2 separate regions of the Homo sapiens genome follow, and region 2 is linked to region 1. The links are chromatin loops, found by intact Hi-C in ENCODE. Cell type or tissue: chondrocyte. All regions are shown on one strand. Links, peaks and the distances in the headings refer to the core of each region. The heading gives the core; the rest is flanking DNA.

What was found. Peaks named below come from ENCODE experiments on the same cell type or tissue, not always from the same donor. Only the 100,000 strongest peaks of a DNase experiment are listed, where the experiment ranks them.
Region 2: a loop joins it to region 1, with 3 times the contacts of the local background. A loop is called at or near these places in 15 of 110 quality-filtered maps.

The regions. Positions count from the first base shown.
Region 1 is chr12:20,364,932-20,370,927 of GRCh38, forward strand. PDE3A (phosphodiesterase 3A) reads left to right here and starts at 3,606. Exons shown (of 16, transcript NM_000921.5): 1 at 3,606-5,313. The coding sequence starts at 4,354. It overlaps PDE3A-AS1 (PDE3A antisense RNA 1), which reads right to left and starts at 5,325. Exons shown (of 2, transcript NR_186033.1): 1 at 4,910-5,325. RefSeq lists a silencer at 4,644-4,938. In chondrocyte, for the core only: CTCF peaks have their summits at 3,503, 4,763 (motif pointing left) and 4,964; DNase peaks (open chromatin) are centred at 4,700 and 4,880.
Region 2 is chr12:19,991,142-19,997,110 of GRCh38, forward strand. No RefSeq gene overlaps it. Among named protein-coding and RNA genes, the nearest start is that of LINC02398, 21 kb to the right of the region's middle. In chondrocyte, for the core only: CTCF peaks have their summits at 4,016 (motif pointing right) and 4,238; no DNase peak of the experiment used is centred there.

The sequences.
Region 1 (5,996 bases), core at 3,497-5,996:
TGTGTACATGGGGTGTCCAAAAATTTTTGATAAGATTCTTGGAAAAAAAGCCTTTCTAAAATAAAGTAACATTTGAGGTTAGACTTGATGGAGCACAAGGGGCCAGCTATGTGAAAATCTCTGGATACCAAGGCCCTGAACAGGGTTTCCCATTTCACATGTATGAAGAACACAAAGGTGGCCTGAGGTATTAGAGATGCATTCTCCATTCCTTTAGACACTAGCCAAGTGAATGTATTAAAATTTAAATTAAAATAAAATACAAAAGTTCAGCTCCTCAGTGACACCAACCATGGTTCAAGTATTCAATGGCCACATGTGGTTAGTGGCAACCATGTTGGACAGCAGAGGGTCTATTTGTCATTGAAGAAAGTTCTAATAAATAGTACTTCACCAGTGAAGTAGGAGCATTGGAATAGGAGGAGAGGTCAGAGAGAATTACTTGGAAAGATCATGAAGGTCCTTGTAGGACTGTCATGAGGACTGTGATGAGGACTGCATTCTGCAAGTACGATGGGTAGCCTTTGGGTAGTTTTAAATAGGGGAGGGACATAATTCAATTTATATTTTTAAAGTGTTACTCTGCTATATAGAAAATGAATTATAAGTAGGGCAAGATCAGTTAGTTACTGCACTTGTCCTGGCCAAGGAAGATGATGGGTCTTTGGCAGGTTATTATAAGAGGGACAGTGAAAAGTAAATGGATTTAGAATATATTTTAGAGACAGGATCAAGTGGATTTCCTAATCGACTAAAAGTAAAACAAGATAAACAAAGGAAAGAATCAAGACCCGTTCCCTCTTCTGGGGCCTGAGCAACTAGGTAGATGGTTATGTTCTTTACTGGGATGTAACAAGATTGAGAAAATATAGTTTGGGTGGGTAGGGGATAGGTAGGAAGGGAATTGTAAGTTAAGAATTTTGTTTTGGATACCTTATGTTTTAGGTACCTATTAGATATAAATATATAATAATCAGATAGGTAGCAGAGAATGATTGAACCCATACTACGGAACGTAAACTTACTGAATTTTACAATAGAATCCCCTGACGCTTAACTATATTTAATAAAGCTCAAATGTGAAGGGTTAGATCCTTTTCCCAAAAAACTGTAAAAACATGTTTGCTAGATTTGACTAAGTGGAAGATTTATCAAGTAAAACTTAAATTTTTATTTCTGTTGTCCATGCTCTACTATTTTTCTGCACGTACAACATTTTCCTTATTCTTTGGCTGTGTTGTCACTTTCTTGAACTAGGACTCACCACTATCTGTAGAAAAGAGGCAGTGTTTATATGTGATTGCTCCCTATCCAGTTTATGTATTGCAGCTTATTTCATTTAATATACTCTGTTAAAGGTACATTATTAGTCGCTTCTTTCAGTTAGTATAGCCCTGCAGGTTTCTGCATCTCTCTAACATTAGCATTTTGTTGTCTTTGTTCACTTGCCTCTGGGTTCTGGATGGTATGGGGAGAAAAATCTACCTTCTTTCCTTTTGATGGGACAAATAACTTTTTGATTATGATTTGTTAAAGAAACCTGGATGCCAGGACATTGCCTCCTTATTTTATTGAAGAGTTCCAGGATGTTATTAACACATGGATTTAGAATATTCTTGTTTTGCTGCCATTAGCAAATGCCATTTTTTCCTGTTACAACTTTTAAAAAACATCTGCTTCCCATACCTTAAGTGTTCAGTTTTTATGATAATATTATATTAAATTTTCTAAAGAACTGAGATAATTGTGGGGGTAGGGGACAGATAAAATTGAAATATTCTAAAATTTCCCTTACTATGCTTTTCTTTTTAACCTTGATATATGCCAGATTTTTGGTTTATTATTTTAATATGTTATTTTTGATGCCAACAGATATGAATGATTTTCCAATCAAGGTTTTTCACTCCGATGTGTCCCAGGTAGGATCTGGCATATGAATCATATGTCTAAAAAGGAAACTCATGAAAGTATGTGTGCGTGCTAGGGGGCTCATTTGTCTTTGGCAAAGACATTGCTGCTCCTGTTTCCTTAATTATTAAACAGATGGTGCCCACTGCCATTGACTAGCTGCCCAACTCATACTCCTGTGTGGTAGCACAATTCTGGACATCTGACAGAGAGAAGCTATACCTTTATAGTATATCTGCCTTCTACTAGAACAGGCTGCTTCCCATGAAGCTGTTTAAAACTTAAGTCATCTTCTCCCCCTGTCCCCATAAATTAATTTTATCTCAAGGATCTCCTTTTGGCTTTTTTTATTGCTTCATGTCTACATACAAAATACAGTGGCATATTGAATCAATTATCTAAATGCTCTAGGCTGTAAATACACTTTAACCTGGAATGTCAAGATAATTAAGACAAAATTGGATTATTAAGATTATTATTAGTGAGGGCAAATGACATCTAAGATAGCCATGTTAAAAGTGGAGTATCATATTAAAAAGACAACTAGATCCCAGGGAACATCAATAGAGTTTAAGTCCATTGAACAGATACTGAATTCTTTTTCATAATCTGCCAAAAAAAGGTTAGCTTGAAAATTTTCTTTTAGTTTCTCAAATATCACACTGCTGCAGTACACGAACCTTTACTCATTAATAACTAAGGTCCTGATTTTTTTCATATGCTTTGCTCGAAGATGTAGTATTTTGCAGCCATAGACAGTCTTCTAAGATCTCTCCTAGTGTTAACCCACCTATCCTCACCTCTCCCTTGAGATTTTTCTTTATTTTTTGATGAACTATCTGGGCTTTTAAACTTTGTTAACCTTTTTTGAGGATACGGTCACTTAATCTCAATGTAATTTTACTTTCCACAGTCAAAAACTATTGTGTAATACTCATGCACTGGATTTAAATGACTGCTGCCTCTCCTTCCTTTCTTTTTATACTATTGTGGTCTAGGTAAGGCTGATTCTTCCATCATTTGAACCAACAGGCCAGGCTTGGGTTCTCATAAAGCAGACCTTCCAGCAGGAGCGACCAAAGGATGACACTGTCACCTGAAATTGGACTGCTGTTGTACCTGACTTGGGAACATCTTTGAATCAGACAGTAGAAGTGGCTGTCATTTTCAGGGACAGTAGAAAGTATGTTGGCTCTCATCTGCCAAGTAGGCAAACACAATCTTTTTTTTTTTTTTTTCCTTCCAACGTTCTAGGGAGCTCAGCCTCAGGGCTAGCCGCAGCCCCCCACACCCCGGGGCTGCGGTGGGCTGCGCGGTGGATCAGCCTCAGCAGCCCCTGCTCCAGCCTGTAGGGTGAACCGGCCGCTTTCCCAGCAAAGGAGCAATCGAGCTGAGGGTAGCGCCTCCTCCGCAGGAGGGGGCGGGAGCTCGGCTGAGAAAGCTTTCCTAGGGAGTTGCCTTAAAGAAAGAAAGCGGAATTGTCGATCACTCCAGTTGCCAGTTTTATACAATTTTAAGCAGTCGTCGCCACTCGTTTCCCCTTTGCAAAACTGCAAATCACCACCAACCTTGCATCAAATAGAAGTGGGGAGGGAAAAAAAAAGCAAATCTCCTTCTCCCTTCTCACCCTCCCTTTCTTCTCACCCTCCCTTCCTCTCTTACTCGCTCCTTCTCCCTCCCTCCCTTCTGCGGCTGCCGCTAGTCTCTCGGTCTGGCTCTCTCTCCGACGGGACTTAGCAACTTCTTATTTCTCAGCCCCTTGTCCATTTTTTTTTTTCCATCCTTTGCCATGAATTGGATTGACAGAGGCGGGGGAGGCTTTGCTTTCTGCCCCAGGGAATGGCGATTCGCGTCCTGGGGCCGTGCCGGGGAGAATCGGCCGAGGAGAAAGAAAGAGTGATAGAAAAAGAGCTGCAGGAAGGAGGAGAAGGGAGACCTCCATCTGCCGCGGGCCCGGCGCGCTGCAGCGCAGCGCAGCGCCGAGCTGCGCCTCGGAATGGCCCGGAGCCCGCCCTGCGCCCCCGGCTCCTCCAGCGTCAGCGGCTCCTGCGCGCGGGATGCATTGGGCAATTTTTGAAATCCTGAAGTAGGAAGAGACCCCGGAGGATATAAGTCGGGGGTGGGGGTGGAGCAGAGAATCTGTGAAAGATATTCAAAGAGAGAAAAGGGGAATCCTGATCGTTTCTGCCCGTGCTTGTTTTCAACTTGAGCGTGCTAGCCTTTAACTTGAAGAAGTCTCATTGGAGCATCTAGCATTCTCCAGGAGTTATTCGAAAGCTGAAACTTTCAGTGGATTGTGGGCCTGGGGAGAAGAAGGATTCCGAGGGTGGAATTGGGAAGAGCGTGCGTGCGTGTGTGTGTGTGTGTGTGTGCGCGCGCGCGCGTGGGTCGGGGCGGGGGCGTCGGGGGGCCACTGGGAATTCAGTGAAGAGGGCACCCTATACCATGGCAGTGCCCGGCGACGCTGCACGAGTCAGGGACAAGCCCGTCCACAGTGGGGTGAGTCAAGCCCCCACGGCGGGCCGGGACTGCCACCATCGTGCGGACCCCGCATCGCCGCGGGACTCGGGCTGCCGTGGCTGCTGGGGAGACCTGGTGCTGCAGCCGCTCCGGAGCTCTCGGAAACTTTCCTCCGCGCTGTGCGCGGGCTCCCTGTCCTTTCTGCTGGCGCTGCTGGTGAGGCTGGTCCGCGGGGAGGTCGGCTGTGACCTGGAGCAGTGTAAGGAGGCGGCGGCGGCGGAGGAGGAGGAAGCAGCCCCGGGAGCAGAAGGGGGCGTCTTCCCGGGGCCTCGGGGAGGTGCTCCCGGGGGCGGTGCGCGGCTCAGCCCCTGGCTGCAGCCCTCGGCGCTGCTCTTCAGTCTCCTGTGTGCCTTCTTCTGGATGGGCTTGTACCTCCTGCGCGCCGGGGTGCGCCTGCCTCTGGCTGTCGCGCTGCTGGCCGCCTGCTGCGGGGGGGAAGCGCTCGTCCAGATTGGGCTGGGCGTCGGGGAGGATCACTTACTCTCACTCCCCGCCGCGGGGGTGGTGCTCAGCTGCTTGGCCGCCGCGACATGGCTGGTGCTGAGGCTGAGGCTGGGCGTCCTCATGATCGCCTTGACTAGCGCGGTCAGGACCGTGTCCCTCATTTCCTTAGAGAGGTTCAAGGTCGCCTGGAGACCTTACCTGGCGTACCTGGCCGGCGTGCTGGGGATCCTCTTGGCCAGGTACGTGGAACAAATCTTGCCGCAGTCCGCGGAGGCGGCTCCAAGGGAGCATTTGGGGTCCCAGCTGATTGCTGGGACCAAGGAAGATATCCCGGTGTTTAAGAGGAGGAGGCGGTCCAGCTCCGTCGTGTCCGCCGAGATGTCCGGCTGCAGCAGCAAGTCCCATCGGAGGACCTCCCTGCCCTGTATACCGAGGGAACAGGTAAGCACTGGCAACTCCTCTCTCGGCTCTTGGAAACTTGAAACACTTGGCAACCGGCGCAGAGTGGAGAGAATCCGAGCGCTGGGAACTAAAGGGAAGATAGCCTAGAAAACTGGTCTAACTTCAGAATTAAGAAACTAGCAGGTTTTTTTTTTGTTTTTTTTGTTTTTTTTTTTTTGTTTTTTTGCCCTCTCTTTCACACAGTAGTTTTATAACCTGAACGACTGAAACACAATTAACAAAACTAGATGGCATGTGTAGGGTCTTCCACAGCTGGGCCAACTTTTTAGATCTGCTACACCTGGTGTATGGCTTGCCTACTCTTTTCAGTACTCTTACGCTTTCCTTCCTTAGCAGAAATTTTAGAATTAAGTTTAGATTTTAGCAATGAGTGATTTTTTTAACACATAGATTTTACTAGATTTCTACTTTTTAAAAAGTAAAATCTTTTTAATGAAATGATATTAAACATTTATGAAAACCAGTAAAAAGATTCTAGAGCAAAGCAAGCTGTGCTTGAAGGTGAGGAATTGATACACATTTTCTGGTTTTGCAGTAAGTTTTATTTGGAGAGACTGCAGCTGATGGTGCCCAATTTGTTTTTAAATATAATTTAGGGGCATACATTATTACATGCTAGTGTGTTTTGTATCACAAACTTCAACTTGGGGAATAATATGTCT
Region 2 (5,969 bases), core at 2,613-5,112, 370 kb before region 1:
AATTTTGATACTGTGCTTATCATGGATTTTTTTACATTTGTTTTGATTTTTTTTTTTAGAACATTGCACTACAGTATTATTTATCTTGCTTATTGAGTTTTCTGCAGCCAAGCTGAGAGCCTCCCCCTAGGTTTGGTCCTGCAGTGCAGGCTCAGTTTTGCCCCAGGATACTTCGTTGCTGGTAGCACTGGCAATGTTAGTGCAGCCTCATGTAGAAACATGATCTGCAAATTTGTAGACCGGATCACTTGTCACTGCTCCTTGTTCAACCTGAAGAATGTGTTCAAGTCTTAACTGAGACTACAAGGAAGGGTTCGCTTTGACTCTGGCAAACTATTTATCATGAATGAACATTAGCAGCAATGTGACAAAGAACATATAAGGAAGAATTGTTCTGTGGAATACATTTTAAGCTTGGAGATGTTAAAACTGAATCATCCAAGTGTATTTCTGACACTGAATTTTATACTCTCATTTTATCACCTGTAGGAAGGACCTTTTCAACCTAACTCAGTATCAATTATTTACTTACTTTGTCTGGGTATAGTATCTTCTATTAGTTAGGCAACCCTGAGGTTAAATTCCAGACTTGTCTCATAGGCTGTCATCCTATAACTAGTGAAAGATCTAGTTCATTTTTTTTTTTTTTTTAGTTAGCAAAATAGTGTATGGTACCACGGTCCAACACAAATAACTAACATGCATGGAGAAAAACAACAAAAATAATAGATAAAACAACAACAGCAACAACATCCACCATGTATAAAGTACTCAATTTTCACATAATCCTCCAAAGAACTCTACAAGCCATGTTCTGTTATCCTCATTTCCCCAGATGAGAAAGTCGAAGCTTAGAGAGACAATAACACACAAAAATAACTAACACTTAAATAGAATTTACCATGTTGCCAGGCACTGTTCTAAGGGCTTTACTAGCTCCTTTAATCCACAGCGCCCTAATGGGCATTGTCTCATTTTGCAGATGAGGAAACTGAGGCATACAAAAGTTCATAGGCTTAAATGGAGACGTTAACTTACTTATAGTCATGCTGATGGTGAATAAATTGAGAAATAGAAATTCAAACTCAGATCCATCCAATTAAAAAATGCCATGCTCTTTTTACCATGCCAGTTGCCTCCTAGAACCTTAAACCGGAGTCTCACTAATCTAACTGGTCTCATTACCTTAGCCACTCTCCCCATTCCCTGTCATGATCATGTCATCTGCCTTTTTACAAATTCCAGGTACAGCTCTGGTCAGCTCCCTGGGAGGGGCGGACAGAGTCACTTTGCCACTGCCAAGGGCTCAAAGCAATGTCTGGGAACACCACACCCTGAAAGTCCCTTCCTCCTACGACTCCCTTGCTTGCTTCTAATCCTGGCAGTACATGTGGCAAAGGGGTAAACTGCTTTTCCCAGAAAAAAATTTATGATCCTGACAGCATGACTTAGCAGATCTTTATTGCCCTACTGCCTTGGGAAAGGTATTATCTGACCAGGGTGGGTAGTGATAATGCTTTTACATCAATAGAATCTATCACAGTGTTAAAGTACAGTCCATAGAATTTGTTTTATTCTACTTAGCAACATTTCAGGATATCTTTAAGGGGACACTTTAGAATGAAGGTCATTTTAAAAAATTCAACTCAGAGTCTATGATTTACCTGTAAGATATCTCCTTTAAGTTTTATTCAAATGTGAACGACTTTTGAGTCTTAAAAGATAACTGATTAATATTAGGTACTTTAATGACACATTTTAAATCTTTCTATTCCTAGTTGATTGTAATCTTAAATTTATTTCAAAGGGTTTATTGTAGGAAGTAAAGATTCTGTCAATTTATATTTTAAATTAATTTAAAACTAACAATGACCATGACATTTTTCTGAGATGAAACTCTTGATAACGTATGTTCTAGGATACATATTTGATTTTATATACATCAAAATATATGTTCATTTGGATGATTCTATTTCTATGCATTTAACATTTATGAATGATGGAGGATATCAATGTCATAGCTTAAAACACCACCAAGAAACAATGCAAGAAACATTGAAAAAAAAAAAAGTTTGACCAGGAGTCCAAACACCCGATGTTTGTTTCTCCCGTCACTAGCTATGAAATCATAATACTCTGGGTCTCAGTTTCCTCTTCTTTAAAATGCAGTTAATAAAATATGTCCTTCCTACTTTATAGGGTTGACTTTAAGAAAAAAATTAGATAACATAAATATAATTTGAAGAGAAATAATGTAACCTCCTCTATGTAATTTAAACTATTGAAATTTATCTTTATGGTGTCTGTTTCTTAGGGACTACATACACTCATTTCATTTACACATTTTAGTCACATCATAATTTGCATCATGCATTGTATATTTGTATTTCTTGCATATATAGAACAAGTAGCCATGACAGGAAAAGCATCTGTTGTCAGGAGAAAGTTTGACGTTTTGAGGTATACTGGATTAGGATTTGGGGGCCTTGGCTTTTGCTCCATGCTCTGTTACCTGAATGGCTACACTCTAGTTCTATTGCCATTAGAGATCGTTTTACCTCTCAGGGTGCTGGTTCTTTCCTAGGTGAAAATCAGGGGGATTGTATGAAATAGAATCTGAAAAGTCCTCTTCAGATCTATTCAGTCTTTTCTGCTGCTTTACATTTTTAGGTTTTAATGTCAGTTTTGGCTATCAAGGAGGAGATTAAAGAGCAAATGCATTATTATCTCTGTGTTTTAGTTAAAAATATAGTTTCCTAGGATTCATTTACATACTTTAAATTTGTCAGTAGCTTCATTAAACTCATGTTTAGTATAATTTAAAAATAGTTAACATTTATTGAGCATTTCCTTTGTACAATGTCCATCAATGATAGACTGGATTAAGAAAATGTGGCACATATACACCATGGAATACTACGTAGCCATAAAAAAGGATGAGTTCATGTCCTTTGCAGGGACATGGATGAAGCTGGAAACCATCACTCTGAGCAAACTATCGCAAGGACAGAAAACCAAACACCGCATATTCTCACTCATAGGTGGGAATTAAACAATGAGAACACATGGACACAGGGTGGGGAACATCACACACTGGGGCCTGTCGTGGGGTGGGGGGATGGGGGAGGGATAGCATTACAAGATATACCTAATGTCAATGACGAGTTAATGGGTTCAGCACACCAACATGGCACATGTATACTAGGTAACAAACCTGCACGTTGTGCACATGTACCCTAGAACTTAAAGTATAATAAAAAATAAATAAAGCATTTCCTTTGTATAAGGTTCTTTGATAAACACTTTTTTTACATTATATTATTTAATACTAAAAATAACCCTAAGCAGTAAATGTGATGATTAGCTCTATTTTAGAGAGGAGGAGATTGAACCTAACAGAGACTACATAAATTGCCAATGTAACACATTTGCTAAGTTCCATGTAGTGTTTGAATCCAGACCTTTGTTCTACATTACCCCATATAAAAGAATATACTTCATTTCAGTGTATTTTGTGAATTATCAAATGAGAAAGGCTTTCTTATATTAACCAAACAGTAACTCTCTGTCTTAAGATATGAAGGGCTATATTTGAACACCTGGACCTAAATATTCCTCACCCAAAAATATGACCAAAGAAAGAATTTGGAAATCCTGACTTTGAAGTAACAATGATACCTATTCTTTGTTTAGAATAGCTGTAGATCTCCCAAATTATGTGTTTTTAAAGAAATTTTACCTTAATCATGGACTGAATAATTATAGTCATATGATATGTAAATTACACATATTTATTGTTACCTTATATTCCACGCTCAACATGGGAAAGGAGAGAGCATTTACACAGCAAAATCAGTGAAAGAAGACAATTCATGACATTTTCTTTCATGGTAGAATTAGAAATTAGGATAAGGTATGAGGTTAATTGATTTATGTCTCCATGAAACCACTATGTAAACACAACTTTAGGTGAATATATTAGAGTAATGTTTGATTTTTAATTCTATCCAGTAGAGGGAGATGGCATGTTAACTATTACATTGCAATTTATATGTCCATATTTTTAATAATTTCTTACAGAATCCTAATAGGTAAAATCTGGGATAAGCAAATATTTTGATCTTTAAAAGGCTTTGGAAGTGATATGAACTTAGTTCTCATAGGGAGTTAAATCAAATAAAGTTAACTGACTTTATTTGATTGTAATAAAGTTATAATACAATACTTCAGATTTACTTGTGGATAAATGGAGAGAGTCTAAAATAATTTCATAGGGAGGTTAGAAAAGGTTTCCTTTACTAGTTAATAACTTTAAACAATTTCACCACATCCATCTTATGTTATCATAAACAATGTGGAAGGCTCTACTTTAGGTGTAAATCACAGGTATGGCAGCTGTGTGGTGCTCATTGGTGACTGGCATGATTTCTCCTTACAATGTGGAAAATAGTCACCCTCAGTCAGGATTCTTTTATCCTTGAAATCAACGATCAAATGAAATCAAATGATAGACCTTTGGCTAATAGCAGTATTTCTTTATCTTCATAAAAATTTAAATATCTTATGAAAATTATAATTGTTCTTGACACAAATCAATACTGAAGTGAAAGTGCCAGAACTTAGACATGTAGAAAAAGAAACCAGTATGCAGGAGTTGGAAAAAAAAGAAAATAAAACTTTCAATGAAGTGAAAATACCAGAAGTAGAGTCCTGGTATGCAGTAGCTCATATATTTTTTTTTTTGACCAGTTGAAGAATTTTTTTTTTTAAATCACTTTCTTGGTTCCTTCTTTAATAGAACGATTTTTAAATATAAAGTTGAGATGAATAATTTAAATGTTTTCTTAAATGGCAGTAGAAATATAAATGAGTCATTTAAGAACTCTAGACCTCATCAACCCAATTACAACCATTTAAGCATTCAGTTAACAGTCTGAAGTAAATTTTCTTCTGTCTTCCCCTCTTCTTTCTGGTAAGTGCTCTGCCAGCCTCTTCATCTCCCCAAAGGCGGCAAAACAAATACTATCAATGAGCAACTTTCATTGTTGCTCTCTAACTGAACTTAGTGCAGATTGTATCTGAATAGTTTGCCTGTACAACTTCTAGAACATTCTAGAAAAATATTGGTGAGGCTACAGGGCCTGGGTGATACCTATGAAGAGTACTCACTCAAAGGCAAAGTTGGACTAATTCACCATATCTCACCTGGGGCTACAACTAGAACATTTTATTGTTATTGATTTTATGTTTTTGTTTCTGCATGAAGCTGCTACACAGAGAAGTGATTCTCACATTGGAGAGCACTGACTCCCAGAATTTTACCATGTTACTAAGATGTTTTTAACATGATCTACATGGATGCTGTTTCTTTGCCTTCCGAGGCTGATTTTACTTTGGCTTTGGGTTAACTTCCAGAAGCATCCACAAAAGATTGGATCACCTTAAGCATGTTGTGACATTTTTAGTTTTAATACAATTTTTGCGGGTCACTTAAAGTGTTTATATCATATAGCAGATAGGATGTCATTCAAGCATGCTTATCAAATATTCTTTTTCCAAAACCTTTTTTCTCTTTTATTTCAACAATCAGAAATTTTCTCTCATACCCAACTACCCCAAGTGTGCTTCCTATATATCAAGGACAAATTAATTTATTGCTTTCTTCTTGAAGAACTTTATTATTTTAATACCTTTATTTAACTTATGCTTTCTATTATGTATGAGTGTTTCTTGTACTTCCTGGTTTTAACCAATAGTCCAGTATGAAAAGTATGACTGAATATATAAACATGATCTCCTTGGTCTTAAACTTGTCTTGGCCTATGAATGACTAGAATTAACTAGGAAGTTTTAAATCAATATTCAGACAAAGCAAAATGAAACAAACCCACTAATTTTGGATGGGCATCATTTTTGTAAAACTAGTTAAATTCCCTTCGTGTGTGAATTTCGATTATTTCCCCACTTTC